2 separate regions of the Mus musculus genome follow, and region 1 is linked to region 2. The links are chromatin loops, found by intact Hi-C in ENCODE. Cell type or tissue: heart. All regions are shown on one strand. Each heading gives the region's core, and the rest is flanking DNA. Links, peaks and the distances in the headings are about the cores only.

Evidence for each region. Hi-C counts contacts between places; a loop is a spot of excess contacts. Peaks named below come from ENCODE experiments on the same cell type or tissue, not always from the same donor. Only the 100,000 strongest peaks of a DNase experiment are listed, where the experiment ranks them.
Region 1: it touches region 2 in a loop (2.8-fold over the local background); 8 of 42 quality-filtered maps call a loop at or near these places.

The regions. Positions count from the first base shown.
Region 1 is chr3:106,140,799-106,148,978 of GRCm38, reverse strand. It overlaps Chil3 (chitinase-like 3), which reads left to right. Exons shown (of 11, transcript NM_009892.3): 9 at 58-177; 10 at 259-400; 11 at 1,107-1,425. The coding sequence ends at 1,126. Among named protein-coding and RNA genes, the nearest start is that of Chil3, 23 kb to the left of the region's middle. In heart, for the core only: no CTCF peak of the experiment used is centred there; a DNase peak (open chromatin) is centred at 4,718.
Region 2 is chr3:106,293,848-106,302,027 of GRCm38, reverse strand. It overlaps the pseudogene Gm6522. Among named protein-coding and RNA genes, the nearest start is that of Chil4, 78 kb to the right of the region's middle. In heart, for the core only: no CTCF peak of the experiment used is centred there; no DNase peak of the experiment used is centred there.

The DNA of each region.
Region 1 (8,180 bases), core at 2,190-7,189, 150 kb after region 2:
AATGTTTTTCCCTTCTTGGAATTAATATTTAAAATATCTGAATCTGTTTGTTTAAAGGTTTGTACATTTCTGAATGAAGGAGCCACTGAGGTCTGGGATGCCCCCCAGGAAGTACCCTATGCCTATCAGGGTAATGAGTGGGTTGGTTATGACAATGTCAGGAGCTTCAAGTTGAAGGTAAGCTTAGAACACTGAATGTGCTGAGATTGCAGCCTGATTCCCAGGAAATAAGTGACTAAATGCTCTCTGTTTCAACAGGCTCAGTGGCTCAAGGACAACAATTTAGGAGGTGCCGTGGTCTGGCCCCTGGACATGGATGACTTCAGTGGTTCTTTCTGTCACCAGAGACATTTCCCTCTGACATCTACTTTAAAGGGAGATCTCAATATACACAGTGCAAGTATGAGACTCTACAGTTATACTCATAGTGCATAATGCCCTGCATTCACTCAAACCCTGTCTGAACATCCCCATTCTAACTCCAGAGTCATCCTTTCCCATTCATTCATGTGCTCTTCTAAAAGCAATAGACACTCCTCCCTCTTCAATTCCATTAACTCATATTACAAACATATTAGGAACCACATATACCTTGAGGGTAAAGCAGGCTGTTTCAGATCTATTAACTATTCAGGTTATGAGTCTGCAGAAACTATATTCCCCCCTAGTATCAGATTTTTCTCGATTTTTAGCCATGTCATCACAGTGTAAATCTGTCCCTTTGGGGACTTTTACCAGAAATACTTTGAAAATACTGACATAAATGTGTCTGTCCATATTGATTGTATTTTCTAGTTTATTCTGATATTTTTAACAAACTCATTTACCCAATGGGTATCAAGGAAGTATTGTTTATGACATGGATGGTAAAAACAATATTTTTAATTGCTAGTCCAGCCTGCTCTGAGGTAGGTTTTTGAGACCTGGAAATAGGTTAAACACTGGGATGATGTTGCAAATTCCTTAAATACTATGTCTGCATTTATTGTCTGATAGAAACTGAAAGACACTGAAGTCAAATGCTTCTCTAGTTCATGTCCCCTAGATTGTACATTTCTTCCCCACTTGCCTCCAGTGTCATTGCTGTGTCTTTCTCTGTGTTTCAGGTTGCAAGGGCCCTTATTGAGAGGAGCTTTACACAATGATTTGTCCTTGAAACTCTCAGAATAAGATCAAGTTCAACGGTTTTTCCACAGTGCATTCTGCATCATGCTTCCATGGAGAATAATAGAAATAAGTCATGAACTTTCCTAAATTGAATCCCAGAGTAGTACTAAGATGGATGTCTTGTCTGCTGTACCAGCTGGGAAGAAACAAAAAATGCTCTTCATCTGTCAGCTTTGGCTAAGCTCTGAACATCTTTTGCTTCCTGTAAAACCACCATGCTTGTTTCTTGCTCTCACAATAAATTCCACATTCATAGCATCAGCATCTCCAGTGCTTCATGTGAAATTTTGAGGAAATCATTTCTGCTCGTAGGTTTATAGTAACAAAATGGCTATGGGAAGTAGTGATTAAACCAAGTTACTCTGGATTTTCTGTATCACTTCAGACTTTGAAATGGAACTGTTTAATTATTGGTTCAGACTGCAATGACAACATGAAGAGGATGGGTTTATGGTACTTTGTCTATAATCCAGAAGTAGCTACAGTAGTCTCAGGATTACAGCATACACACAGTGATGTTTGACATAACTAGTTATGCACTCCAAGACATTTTTATACATGTCTTGAGAAACAGTGTTGTTTTTTGCCCTTCTTGATTTTGCAGCTCTTGAAGACCTCTAAATATTCCTCATGATTTGCTGCCTGGGTATTGTAGTTGAAATAGGGTCCTCCCATACCAACACATTCCTTGGTATCAGATTTGTTTGTCACAAGTTCAAACCTCTTTCTAGTTTAGTTTACTTGGCATTCACTATCAAATGATTTTAACTCCTTTTGCATACTTTAAGAAGTGAATATAGACTTTACAATATTCACCTTCTTTGGATGCAGTTAATATCTCTCAGACATATTCATTATTGTATTAAAATGTTATTCAAACAGTATCACCAAACAATCCTACAACATTTTTTATCACAGGACTCAAGATATCACTAAAACTCAGCCAATTTCAAACTTTTTTATATCAGTCATGGACATACTCATTCTTCTTTCTTATTCTGACTTTGATTATTTTCCAAACCTGATATTTGTGTGCACATACATATTTTATCAACTTGAGAATTTGTATTGGCCCTAACAATAATGTCTTTACAGATCTTTGGTATTTTATCATTCATCAGCATATTCAGTTTAATGTAAATTGCATGCAATTAACTCTATCTAATCTTTTTATCCCCCAAATAATACTAATTATTTCTTCCTTTATCTCTTGGTTAGACTATCTATCACTCTGGTAAATTTACAAATTTCTCTTCAATGTTAATTTTAGTTTTTGAATGAATACCTAGAAATAAAAGTGCTATATCCTGTATTAAAAAAGAGGAATCTACCATCATGAATACAAGAGTAGATAAACTTTGACTCAGTTATAGGTAGAAGAAAAGTCTATTTGTGATGCTCTAGGCATGTGAGCCAAGATTCCTAGACTTCTTAGGTAGAGCAGTTGATGTTGAATATATTTAAATTTTATTTAAGTATTAGCAAGCTATTCATAAATATAATACATGTGATATACATTTCATATTATATATTACTTTTAAAATATATTCTATATTTTAAATATACATTATGAATTCACAGATATATAGAGATATGCATTAAAGTTGAAAAACAATATAATTCCTTACTTTTTGACACATTTGATCATTCACATTATAGGTTTTATTTTAGAAAAGAGTAACTAAGAGATAGACCCATTGAGTGTCATATCTATCCCTAGTTTCTAACTTCAAAGCCCACTGCTGACAGTGATTACATTGAATTATTTGTGGGTTTTTTTTCATTTTTATTTTTTATATTCTTTAATTCTTTTTAAGAGTCCATTCTTTATCCCCCACCCTTCCTGCCCCCTGAGCACTCCCCATCCTATAGTTCCTCCCACATACCTCCACCCTAGCAAGCCTACCCACACCCTGGGGCCTCAAGTCTCTCCAGGGTTAGGTGCATTCTTTCTCACCAAGGGCAGAGGGCAGATAAAGCAGTCTCTGCTGTATATGTGTTGTTGGCCTCATATAACATATTGTATTCTGCCTGGTTGGTGGCTCAGTGTCTGAGGGTTCTCAGGGTTCCAGGTTAGTTGAGATTGCTGGTCTTCCCATGGGGTTGCCCTCCTCCTCCAGCTTATCCCCAATTCAACCACAGAAGTCCCCAGCTTCAGTCCATTGGTTGGCTGCTAGTTACCTACATCAGAATCTTTCTGCTGCTTGTTGGGCTTCTTGCAAGCCAATCATGCTACGCTCCTGTCTGCAAGCACACCACAGCATCAGTAAAAGTGTCAGGCCCTGGGGCCCCTCCTTGAGCTTTAACCCAATTTGGGCTGGTCTCTGGATCTCCATTCTATCATTTTCTTCTCTATTTTTGTTCCTTCAGTCAGGAGAAATTCTAAGATAGATCTTTTGACAGTGGGATAGCAATCTCCTCCCTCTAGTTGATATCCTGCCCCACCACTCGAGGTGGACAGTACAATTTCACCCTCTCCACTGTAGAGCACTTCATCAGAGGGCTAATATCCAAATTATATAAATTAACAATCTAACCACTGAAAAACCAAAGAACCCAATCAAAAATGGATTATAGAAACTAAGCAAGGAATTCACAACAGAGGAACCTTGAATGGCTGAGAAGCACTTGAAAAAATGTTCAAAGTCCTTAGTGATCAAGGAGATGCAAATCTAAATGATCCTGAGATTCTATCTTACACCAATCAGAATGGCTAAGATCAAAACACAGGTGACAGCACATGTTGGCAAGGATATGATAAAAGAGCATTCCTCCGCTGCCGGTGGGATTGCAAACTGGCACAACCACTCTGGAAATCAATGTGGAGGTTCCTCAGAAAATTGGAAATAGATTTACCTGAAGAACTATTTGTTTTTAATGAGGAATTCAGATTCTTTGCCAGACATTTGGTAGCTTTAAAATGAGAGTGAAGCAGACTTTTTGACTTATAATCACAACTGAACATAATGTCTATTGCAGTGTATTTTAGTGAATTCCGTGCAAAAGTCTACAGAGAACAAAGGCTGTGGGATCAAAACTAAATGAGAATTTCTATGGCAAACATTTCAGTGGCATCCACTGTAAACCCTTCTGGCACATACAAACACTACCATTACAGGAATTACCCCAGCTCCCAATTAAGAATGGTGACAAATTATTCACAAATACACTTAAAAACTGCCAATTCCTACCAGGTGCCTGTCAACATTAGTTAATATTTGATCCACTGGATGGAGTGTTAATCTTATGTTAATCCATAATCTTTCTTCTCCAGTGAGGGCTGGGTGAAGGAAAATGTGTCACAAGTGATGACTCATAGAATATAGAGGCAGACAAAGTTGGGGTCCCGGATCCCATAGGGACTAGTCTATGCAGGTGACAGTATGGACTACAGAAGCAACACAGCTTCTGGGACAGGCAGAAGCAACACATCTTCCGGGACAGGCCCTGATTCAGGCTCCAGGCATCCGGGCACCTTCCCCCACCAGAGGAGAGGTGTCCACGCCACCTGGGAGGGCTCTGCGGCAGAGCACCTAGGGGAGCCATCTTGGGTCCCGGATCCCTCAGTACCTAGTCTACACAGGTGAGTGTGCAGACTACAGAAGCTACACAGCTTCTGAGACAGGCGGAAGAGACACAGCTTCTAAGACAGGCCCAGTTTCGGGCCTTCATCTTCAGCCAGGAGGCAGTTCCGAACGCCAGATATCTGTGCACCTTCCCTGCAGGAGGAGAGCTTGCCGGCAGATGGTACTCTGATCGGGTCTGCTGACAGAGGCTAACAGAATCACAGGAGGAACAAGCTCCGACCAGAGACAACTTTAACAACTAATTCCAGAGATTGCCAGATGGCAAAAGGCAAACGTAAGAATCTTACTAAGAGAAACCAAGACCACTCACCATCATCAGAAGCCAGCACTCCCACCTCAGCCAGTCCTGGATACCCCAACACACCTGAAATGCAAGACTCAGATTTAAAATTATATGTCTTGATGCTGGTAGAAGACATTAAGAAAGACTTTAATAACTCACTTAAAGAAATAAAGGAGAACACTGCTAAAGAGATAGAAGTCCTTAAAGAAAAACAGAAAAACACATCCAAACAGGTGATAAAAATGAACAAAACCATGCAAGACCTAAAAAGGTAAGTAGACACAATAAAGAAAACCCAAAGTGAAGCAACACTGGAGATAGAAACCCTAGGAAAGAAATCTGGAACCATAGATGAGAGCATCAGCAACAGAATACAAGAGATGGAAGAGAGAATCTCAGCTGCAGAAGATTCCATAGAGAACATTGGCACAACAATCAAACAAAATGCAAAATGCAAAAAGATCCTAACTCAAAACATCCAGGAAATCCAGGACACAATGAGAAGACCAAACCTGCGGATAATAGGAGTAGATGAGAATGAAGATTCTCAACTTACAGGGTCAGCAAATATCTTCAACAAAATTATAGAAGGAAACTTCCCAAACATAAGAATGAGATACTGGGATTCCACCAAGACTGGCCTGCACAGGTGAGTGTGGACTGCAGAGGCTAACAGCTTCTGGGTCAGGCAGAAGCCACATAGCTTCTGGGGCAGACCGAGTTTCAGACTCCAGACACCCGGGCACCTTCCCTGCCAGAGGAGAGGAGTCTGACCCGAACTGGAGGGCTTTGCCACAGCATCTGGGGGAGCCATCTTGGTTCCGGGATTCAACCAAGACTATTCTGTGCAGGGGAGAGTGTGGACTGCAGAAGCTAACAGCTTCTGGGTCAGGCGGAAGTCACAGAGCTTCTGGGGCAGACCATGTTTCAGGCTTCAGACACCTGGGCACCTTTCCTGCCAGAGGAGAGGTGTCTGTCTTGCCCAGGAGGGCTTTGCCACAGCATCTGGGGGAGCCATCTTGGTTCCGGGATTCAACCAAGACTACTCTGCGCAGGTGAGAGTATGGACTACAAAAGCTACACAGATTCTGGAACAAGCCCTGTTTTGGGCCTTCATCTTCTGCCAGGAGGCAGATCTGAATGCCAGATATCTGTGCATATTCCCTGCAAGAGGAGAGCTTGCCTGCAGAGAGTGCTCTAACCACTGAAACTCAGGAGAGATCTAGTCTTCCAGATCTGCTGATAGAGGCTAACAGAATCAGAAGAGGAACAAGCTCTAACCAGAGTCAACTATAACAACTAACTCCAGAGATTACCAGACTGCAAAAGGCAAAAGTAAGAATCTTACTAACAGGAAGCAAGACCACTCACCATCATCGGAACCCAGCACTCCCACCTCAGCCAGATCTGGGTACCCTGACACACCTGAAAAGCTAGACCCGGATTTAAAAGCATATCTCATGTTGATGGTAGAGGATATAAAGAGGGACTTTAATAACTCACTTAAAGAAATACAGGAGAACACTGCTAAATAGTTACAAGTCCTTAAAGAAAAACAGGAAAACACAACCAAAGATGTGGAAGTCCTTAAAGAAAAACAGGAAAACACATCCAAACAGGTGATAGAAATGAACAAAACCATACTAGACCTAAAAAGGGAAGTAGACACAATAAAGAAAACCCAAGCAGATAACCCGGGCCTGACCTGGGGCACAAGTCACTTCCGCTCCACTTGAGCACCTGGGTGCCTTGCCAGCGGAGTCTCCCGACACCCGCAAGGGCCCAAACAGGATTCCCCACGGGATCCTAAGACCTCTGATGAGTGGAACACAGCGTCTGCCCAAATCCAATCGCACGGAACCTGAAACTGAATTAACTAGGGAAGCAGACAACCCGGGCCTGACCTGGGGCACAAGTCCCTTCCACTCCACTCGAGCACCGGGGTGCCTTGCCAGCGGAGTCGCCTGACACCCGCAAGGGCCCACACAGGATTCCGCACGGAATCTTAAGACATCTGGTGAGTGGAACACAACTTCTGCCAGGAGGCAGGTTCGAACACCAGATATCTGGACACCTTCCCTGCAAGAAGAGAGCTTGCCTGCAGAGAATACTCTGACCACTGAAACTAAGGAGAGAGCTAGCCTCCCAGGTCTGCTTATAGAGGCTAACAGAGTCACCTGAGGAACAAGCTCTAACCAGAGACAACTATAACAGCTAGCTTCAGAGATTACCAGATGGCAAAAGGCAAACGTAAGAATCCTACTAACAGAAATCAAGACCACTCACCATCATCAGAATGCAGCACTCCCACCCCACCTAGTCCTGGGCACCCCAACACAACTGAAAATCTAGACCCAAATTTAAAAATATTTCTCATGATGATGGTAGAGGACATCAAGAAGGACTGTCATAACTCACTTAAAGAAATAAAGGAGAGCAATGCTAAAGAGGTACAGGTCCTTAAAGAAAAACAGGAAAACACAACCAAACAGTTAGAAGTCCTTAAAAAAAAAAAAACAGGAAAACACATCCAAACAGGTGATGGAAATGAACAAAACCATACTAGAACTAAAAAGGGAAGTAGACACAATAAAGAAAACCCAAAGCGAGGCAACGCTGGAGATAGAAACCCTAGGAAAGAAATCTGGAACCAGAGATGCGAGCATCAGCAACAGAATACAAGAAATGGAAGAGAGAATCTCAGGTGCAGAATATTCCATAGTGAACATCGGCACAACAATCAAAGAAAATACAAAATGCAAAAGGATCCTAACTCAAAACATCCAGGAAATCCAGGACAAAATAAGAAGACCAAACCTATGTATAATAGGAGTTGATGAGAATGAAGGTTTTCAACTCAAAGGGCCAGCAAATATCTTCAACAAAATAATAGAAGAAAACTTCCCATACATAAAGGAAGGGATGCCCATGATCATACAAGAAGCCTACAGAACTCCAAATAGACTGGACCAGAAAAGAAATTCCTCCAGACACATAATAATCAGAACAACAAATGCACTGAATAAAGATAGAATATTAAAAGCAGTAAGGGAGAAATGTCAAGTAAGATATAAAGGCAGACTTATCAGAATTACACCAGACTTTTCACCAGAGACTATGAAAGCCAGACGAGCCTGGACAGA
Region 2 (8,180 bases), core at 1,432-6,431:
TTCCTGGGCATATATCCAGAAGATGTTTCAATTAGTAAGAAAGACACATGCTCCTCTATGTTCATAGAAAACTTATTTATAATAGCCAGAAGCTAGAAAGAACCCAGAAGCCCCTCAACAGAGGAATGGATACCGAAAATGTTTTACATTTACACCGTGGAGTACTACTCAGCTATTAAAAAGAATTAATTTATGAAATTCCTAGGCAAATGTATGGGCCTGGAGGGCATCATCCTGAGTAAGGTAACCTAATCACAAAACCCAATCACATGATATGGACTCAAGTTAAGTGGATATTAGCCCAGAAACTTAGAATACCCAAGATATAAATACAATTTGCAAAACACATGAAACTCGAGAAGAAAGTAGATCAAAGTTTGGACACTTTAACCCTTCTTAGAATTGGAAACAAAACACCCATGGAAGGAGTTACAGAGACAAAGTTTTGAGCTGAGAAGATAGGATGAACCATCTAGAGACTGCCATACCCAGGGATCCATACCATAATCAGCCTCCAAATGCTGACACCATTGCATACACTAGCAAAATTTTGCTGAAAGGACCCTGATATAGCTGTCTCTTGTAAGCCTATTCTTGGGCCTACCAAACACAGAAGTGGATGCTCACATTCAGCCATTGGATAGATCACAGGACCCCCAATGGAGGAGCTAGAGAAAGTACCCAAGGAGATAAAGAGATTTGCAACCCTATAGTTGGAACAACAATATGAACTAACCAGTAACCCCCGGAGCTCGTGTCTCTAGCTGCATATGTATCAGAAGATGTCCTAGTCGGCCATCAGTGGAAAGAGAGGCCCAATGGTCGTGCAAACTTTATATACCTCAGTAAATGGAAATGCCAGGGCCAAGAAGTGGGAGTGTGTGGGTAGGGGAGTGGAGGGGGAGGGTATAGGAGACTTTTGGGATACCACTGGAAATGTACATGAAGAAAATACCTAATTAAAAAAAAGAATATAGACATTGAAGAGATATTTGTCTTTTAATGCCTTATAGTCTGACTGAGAGATAAAGGAAGGAGTAATTGGTTATTCAGGGATAAAAGCATTAGATAGGGTTAATTGTAGGCAATTTAGATTAAACTGAATAAGCCAAAGAATGACAAAATGACAAAGATCTTCAGAGGTATTATCTTTATAGACAAAAAAAATTCTCATCATGATTATAAATGTATGTTCCCACAAATACCAGCTTTTGTAAATAAACAAATCAAAGAAGCAAAAAGAATGAGCATGTCCATGACTGATACATGAAATTATGAGATTGGACAATTTTTGTGACCTTGAGTTCTGTGATAAAAAATATTGCGGGATTGTTGGGTGATGCTGTTTGCATATCATTTGAATACACTTATAAAATGTGTGAGAGAAATGAACTGCAATCCACGAAGGTGAATATGGTACAATCTATATCTACTTCTTAAACAAAGTATGCAAAAGGAATTTACATCATTTGCTAGTGAAATCAAAGTAAACGAAAACAGAATGAGGGGAGAACATGTGGAAAACAAACCTTGTAATGAGGAATTTGGTGGTTTAAGAGCACCCTGTTTCAACCTCAGTACTCAGACAGTAAGAATGAGGAATACTTAGAGGTCTTCTAAATTGCAAATTCAAGAGGGACTGGTTCCTCGAGAAATGTAACAAAACGTGCAGTACATAACAAGTAATGTCAAACATTGCTGTGGGTATGCTGTCATCCTGAGGCTATTGTAGCTACTTCTGGATTATAGACAAAATACCATAAACCCATCCTCTTCATGATGTAATTCTCAGTCTGAACCAATCGTTAAACATTTCCATCTCACAGCCTCACACATAAGAAAGCCTGAAGTCAAATAGACAACCTAAGGCACTGGGTTTAATCACCACTTCCCACAGCAATTTTATTACTATAACGCATGAGCAAAAATGATTTCCTCAAAATTTCACATGAAGCACTGGAGATGCTGATGTTTGAACATGGAATTTATTATGAAAGCAAGAAACAAGCAAGGTGGTTTTACAGGAAGCAAAAGATGTTCAAAGCTTAGCCAAAGATGATAGATGAAGACAATTTTTTGTTTCTTCCCAATGGGTACAGGAGACAAGACATCCATCTTAGTACTACTCTGGGATTCAATTCAGGCAAGACCATGACTTAGTTCTATTATTCTCCATGGAAGTGTGATGCAGAATCCACTGTGGAAAAACCGTTGAACTTGATCTTATTCTGACAGTTTCAAGGACAAATCATTGTCTAAAGCTCCCCTCGATAAGGGGCCTTGCATCCTGAAACACACAGAGCAAGACACAGCAGTGAGTGACCCTGGAGGCAAGTGGGGAAGAAATGCACGATCTAGGTGACATGGACTAGAGAAGCATTTGACTTCAGTGTCTTTCAGTTTATATCAGACAATAAAACCAGACATAGTATTTAGGGAATTTTCAACATCATCCCAGGGGTTAACCTATTTCCAGGTCTCTAAAACCTACCTCAGAGAAAGCTGGGCTAGCAATTAAAAATATTGCTTTTACCATCCATGTGATGAGCAATACTTCCTTGATACCCATTGGGTAAATGCATTTGTTAAAAGTCTCAGAGTAAACTAGAAAATACACTCAATATGGACAGACACATTTATGTCAGTATTTTCAAAGTATTTCTGATAAAAGTCCCCAAAAGGACAGATTTTCACTGTAATGACATGGCTAAAAATGGAGAAAAATCTGATAGTAAGTGTGAATATAGTTTCTGCAGACCCATAACCTGAATAGTTAATAGACTGGGAACAGCATGCCTCTCCCTCAAGGTATCCCTGGTTCCCAGTAAGTGTGTACGATGAATTCAGGGAATTGAAGAAAGGGGGAAAGTGTCTATGACTTTTAAAAGAGCACATGAATGAATGGGAAAAGATGACTCAGGAGTTAGATTGGGGGTGTTCAGACAGGCTTTGAGTGAATGAAGGGCATTATACACTGTGAGTATAACTCTAGTGTCTCATACTTGCACTGTGTACATTCAGATCTCTCTTTAAAGTAGATGTCAGAGGGAAACGTCCCTGGTGACAGAAAGAACCACTGAAGTCATCCATGTCCAGGGGCCAGACCACGGCACCTCCTAAATTGTTGTCCTTGACCCACTGAGCCTGTTGAAACAGAGAGCATTTAGTCACTTATTTCCTGGGAATCAGGCTGCAATCTCAGCACATTCAGTGTTCTAAGCTTACCTTCAACTTGAAGCTCCTGACATTGTCATAACCAACCCACTCATTACCCTGATAGGCATAGGGTACTTCCTGGGGGGCATCCCAGACCTCAGTGGCTCCTTCATTCAGAAATGTGCAAATCTTTAAACAAATAGATTCAGATCCTTTAAATATTAATTCCAAAATGGGAAAAAATGCAATTTATTTATCATTTCTCCATTCTCTTGTGGAGTTTTCTCCATTTTCTAATGAGCCTTTAATTGTCTTACAGTAAACAGACATTTCCCTGAATTTCCTGGTTCTACAGGGTACGTCTAGACATTCCACAGACTAGGGAAGTAATCTAACTTGAGGTGAATCACCAGTCCTCAATACCACATTTTTACTTTCTGAAATTTTGTCCTGATTAATACCTAAGATAGTAGTATTCAAACTGAAAGTTTTTCTATCTCAGCCTCCTGTAGGTTGATATTCTAAGTATTTATCGAGAGGTTTCTCAGTAATCTTCTTAGCTTATACTGCCATACTGTGATTCCATCTATCTATGCACATTTCTGTGCATTGAACTTGAGGTCAAGCATATCAAACTGGGCAAGGACACAACGGAATACTAATGCTTGAATTATTTTTAAAATGTTCACGTACTGCCTTCATACTTATAGTGTATTTTTAGAATCCATCCTAGCAGTAAATAAATATCCTATAGTCATAAATATAGTAATATTTATGAATATTATTGTTTGGTATGTTGTACCAACTTGTATGTTGTAAAGTACCTCTCATTATTAATTATATAAGAGTATACTATAAACATTTGTAAGCACTTGTCATATTGTATCTGCTTAGGAAGAGTACATACTGTATACACTAAACATACACTTCAGCTGATTCCAATTCTAAAACATAGAAATGGGTCTGTAAATCACTGAGCACACTAAAACCAATATATTTACCTCATAGTAAGCCAGGAGTCCGGGTACATGCGTGTACGTCCCTGGTGGGCCAGCACTAACAGTAGGGGCACCAATTCCAGTCTTAGAAGGGTCACTCAGGATAAAGGTATGTCCATATGCTGGAAATCCCACAATGAGCTTCTCAGAAGCTGCTCCATGGTCCTTCCAGTAGGAAATGATTGAATCCTGTAGTGAGAGAAAGTAAAATTTTTGCTAGAGCATCTGGTAACCTGTGTTTGTATAGGTTAGTTCTCCCCTCTTGTATCTCCAATTGTGTGAATTTATAGCTAAGAAATAAAATCCGTTTCAAAATGGATTACTTAGTTACAGTTTTTCAGATACAATAAATGGCATAGGCTCATGCATTAATCTCTCAATTCCACTTGAATCTGTTAATGTCTTACCACATTGAGATCAGCACTCTTTCCAGTGTCAAATGGAGATTTATAGAGGGAACTATTTTCTCCAGTGTTGTCATCCTTGGGATCATGGAGATCATATGTCATGACCTGAATATAGTCAAGAGACCTGGAGTAAAGGAAAGTTCTTAGAATCAATGTTTTCATTACATTTCTTCAATTACATCCTTATATTCTTCCCTAATATACACCCTAATATATGCATCATTTTTCTCCCCATGGACTCCTGTCTTGTTCTCTGATTTCTTTTTGTTTACTGCTATGTGTGCTGAAAAAAAATGTATGTGTAAAGTTATCATCTACCACTCCAAAGAACAAAAATAAAGCAAAAGTATAATAGGACATCAGTGAAATAAAACAGTTAGAATTTAGATTGTTAATATACTTAAGAAAGCATGTGTCTTAGGGGAGACTAAGATAAAGATCATGACATAGAAAGGAATAAAGGATATAGAAAAGAAAATTAAGTTAATGTACTTCCTCATAATCTAAATAAAGTCTAATACTCATAATATATTTGAATACAAGTAATATGAATCAGTAATACAACTGCTGCAAAAAAGACGAGCTATTAAATGAAAATATCAGTCTCAGGCATGTTACACATCTAATACATAATTTTTGTACAGTCATCAGAGACAGCAAAAACAATCCAGCATATTGCAAATGCTCCAGGATGTTCAACATAACTTGATACTAAAACTGTACTGATGAACAATGCACATTAGCTGTAGACATGGAGAAATCAACCTGAAACTTATGATGCAATCTCTCTTCCTACTGGAAACCTACATCATGACCAATATATCAGTTAGACTTCTGAGGTAAAAAGACACCAATTGTCTTACCCATGCCATAAAAGTTATACACTAATGGCATTATCATTATAGAGGTAATAACCTGCTTTCTGAATGTGCATGAGGCTGAAATTTGGGTCTATTTTATACCTGTCACAGTAAATCAGCCTAAACATTCATGCTTTAGAAACTCACAGGCCCAACATGGAACCAACATTTGTTGTTTTGCTAGATTGTCATAGTATTAAACTATCATTCAAATATGCTAATGTTTCCATAGCTATATGATGCTCTAGAGTTTTTTTTCCCAGAATATCTGCTCCTTTTAAATAAAAGTTCTTAATTCATACACTCATTATTGGTTAAAGTACAGAATCTTAAGTAAGTCTTCTCAGCTATAGACATGGCATTTCTACTAACATCCCTCATAGTCAAGGTTCAAAGAATATGATACAAGAGGGTTAATGGAGAATTTACTGCTGCTAAAATAAGGAAAGAAAATGGAGAAATGCTGATTTCTTCACCATATGTGGCTAATGGAAACATCTCTCTGATGACTAAAGATGTTGAACATTTGTTTAGGTGCTTCTCCGTCATTTGATATTATTCAGTTGAGAATTCTTTGTTTAGTTTTATACACCATTTTAAAGGAGTTGTTTGGTTCTCTGGATTCTAACTTCTTGACTTCTTTGTATGTATTGGATATTAGCCCAATATCAGATGTAAGATTGGAAAAAATCTTTTCCCAATCTGTTGGTTGCTATTTTGTCCTATTGACAGCCTCCTTTACCTGACAGAATTTTTACAATTTTATGAGGTCCTATTTGTCAATTGCTTATCTTACAGCATAAGCCATCAGTGATGTTCTCAGGAAATTTCCCCCTGTGCCCATGTGTTCGAGGCCCTTCCTCCACTTTCTCTTGTATTCGTATCAGTGTACCTGGTTTTATTTAGAGGTTCTTGAATCAGTTGGACTTGAGCTTTGTACAAGGATATAAAAATGAATTGATTTGCATACTTCTACATGCTTGTCTACTGTTGAATCAGCACCATTAGTTGAAAATGCTGTCTTTTATCCACTGAATGGAAAAAAAAAAAAGATCAAGTGATAATATGTGTGGGGGTTTATATCTGGATCTTCAATATTGTTCCATTTATTTACTTGCCTGTCTTTGTACCAATACCATGCAGTTTTTAATCACTATTGAGCTTGAGGTCAGTGATAGTGATTTCCCCAGAAGTTCTTTTATTGATGAGAATAGTTTTCACTATCCAGGGATTTTGGTTATTCCAAATGAATTTGCAATTTACTCTTTCAAACTCTATGAACAGTTGAGTGGGAAATTTTATGGGGATTGCATTGAATCTGTTCATTGCTTTTGGCAGGATGACAATTTTTACTATATTAATCCTCCCAACCCGTGAAGTTGGGAGTTTTTTCCATATTCTGAGATCTTCTTTGAATTCTTTATTCAGGGACTTGATATTCTTGTCATACAGATCTTTTGCTTGCTCAGTTAGAGTCACACCAAGGTATTTTATATTATTTGTGACTATTGTGAAGGGTGTTGTTTCTCTAATTTCTTTATCAAACTGTTTATCCTCTGAGTAAAGGAAGGCTACTGATTTTTTTTTAAATTAGTTTTCTATCCAGCCACACTGTTGAAGTTTTTTTATCTATTGTAGCAGTTCTCTGGTGGAATTTTTGGGGCTACTTAATTATACTATCATATCATCTGTAAATAGTAATATTTGATTTCTTCCTTTCCAATTTTAATGCCTTTAACCTCCTTTTGTTGTCTAATTTCTCTAGTTAGAAATTTGAGTACTATATTGAATAGGTAGGTAGAAAGTGGGCAGCCTAGTTTATTCCCTGAATTTAGTGAGAGTGCTTCAAGTTTAGCTCCATTTAGTTTGATGTTGGCTACTGGTTTGCTGTATATTGCTTTTACTATGTTTAGGTAGAGGCCTTGAATTTCTGATCTTTCTAAGACTTTTACCATGAAGTGTTGTTGAATTTTGTCAAATGCTTTCTCAGCACCTAATGAGTTGATCTTGTGTTTTGTTTTGTTTTGTTTTGTTTTTTTCTGAGTTCACTTATATAGTGGATTACAATTATGGATTTTCATATATTAAAGCATCCCTCCATCTCTGGGCTGCTAGTCTACCACAAACAAGTCAGAATGGGTATGATCAAAAACATAGGTGATGGTAGATACTGGTGAAGATGTGGAGAAAGAGGAATACTTCTCCATTACAAGCTTGTATACCTGCTCTGTAAATCATTCTGGTGGTTCCTCAGAATACCGGACATAGTATAACTTTAGGGCCCAGCTATGCCACTCCTGGGCATATACCCAAAAGATGCTCCAACATAAAAGAAGGACACATTCTCCACTATGTTCATAGCAGCCTTACTTATAATAACCAGAAGCTGGGAAGAACACAGATGTCCTTCAACAGAAGAATGGATATAAAAAATGCCATACATTTACACAATGGAGTACTACTAAACACAACGACTCCATGAAATTCTTAGGCAAATAGATGGAAATAGAACATATCATCCTGAGTGAGGGATCACAGTCACAAAAGAACACACATGGTATGTACTCACTACTAAGTGGATATTAGCTCAAAATCTTGGAATACCCAAGTCGCAATTTCCAGACCATATGAAGCTCACGAAGAAGGAAGACTAAAGTGTGGATGCTCGAGTCCTTCTTAAAAAGGAGAACAAAATACTCATGGGAGGTAAACAGTGAGAGGGAATTGGGAAGAAGAGAAGAGGAAGGGGAAAAGTTGGG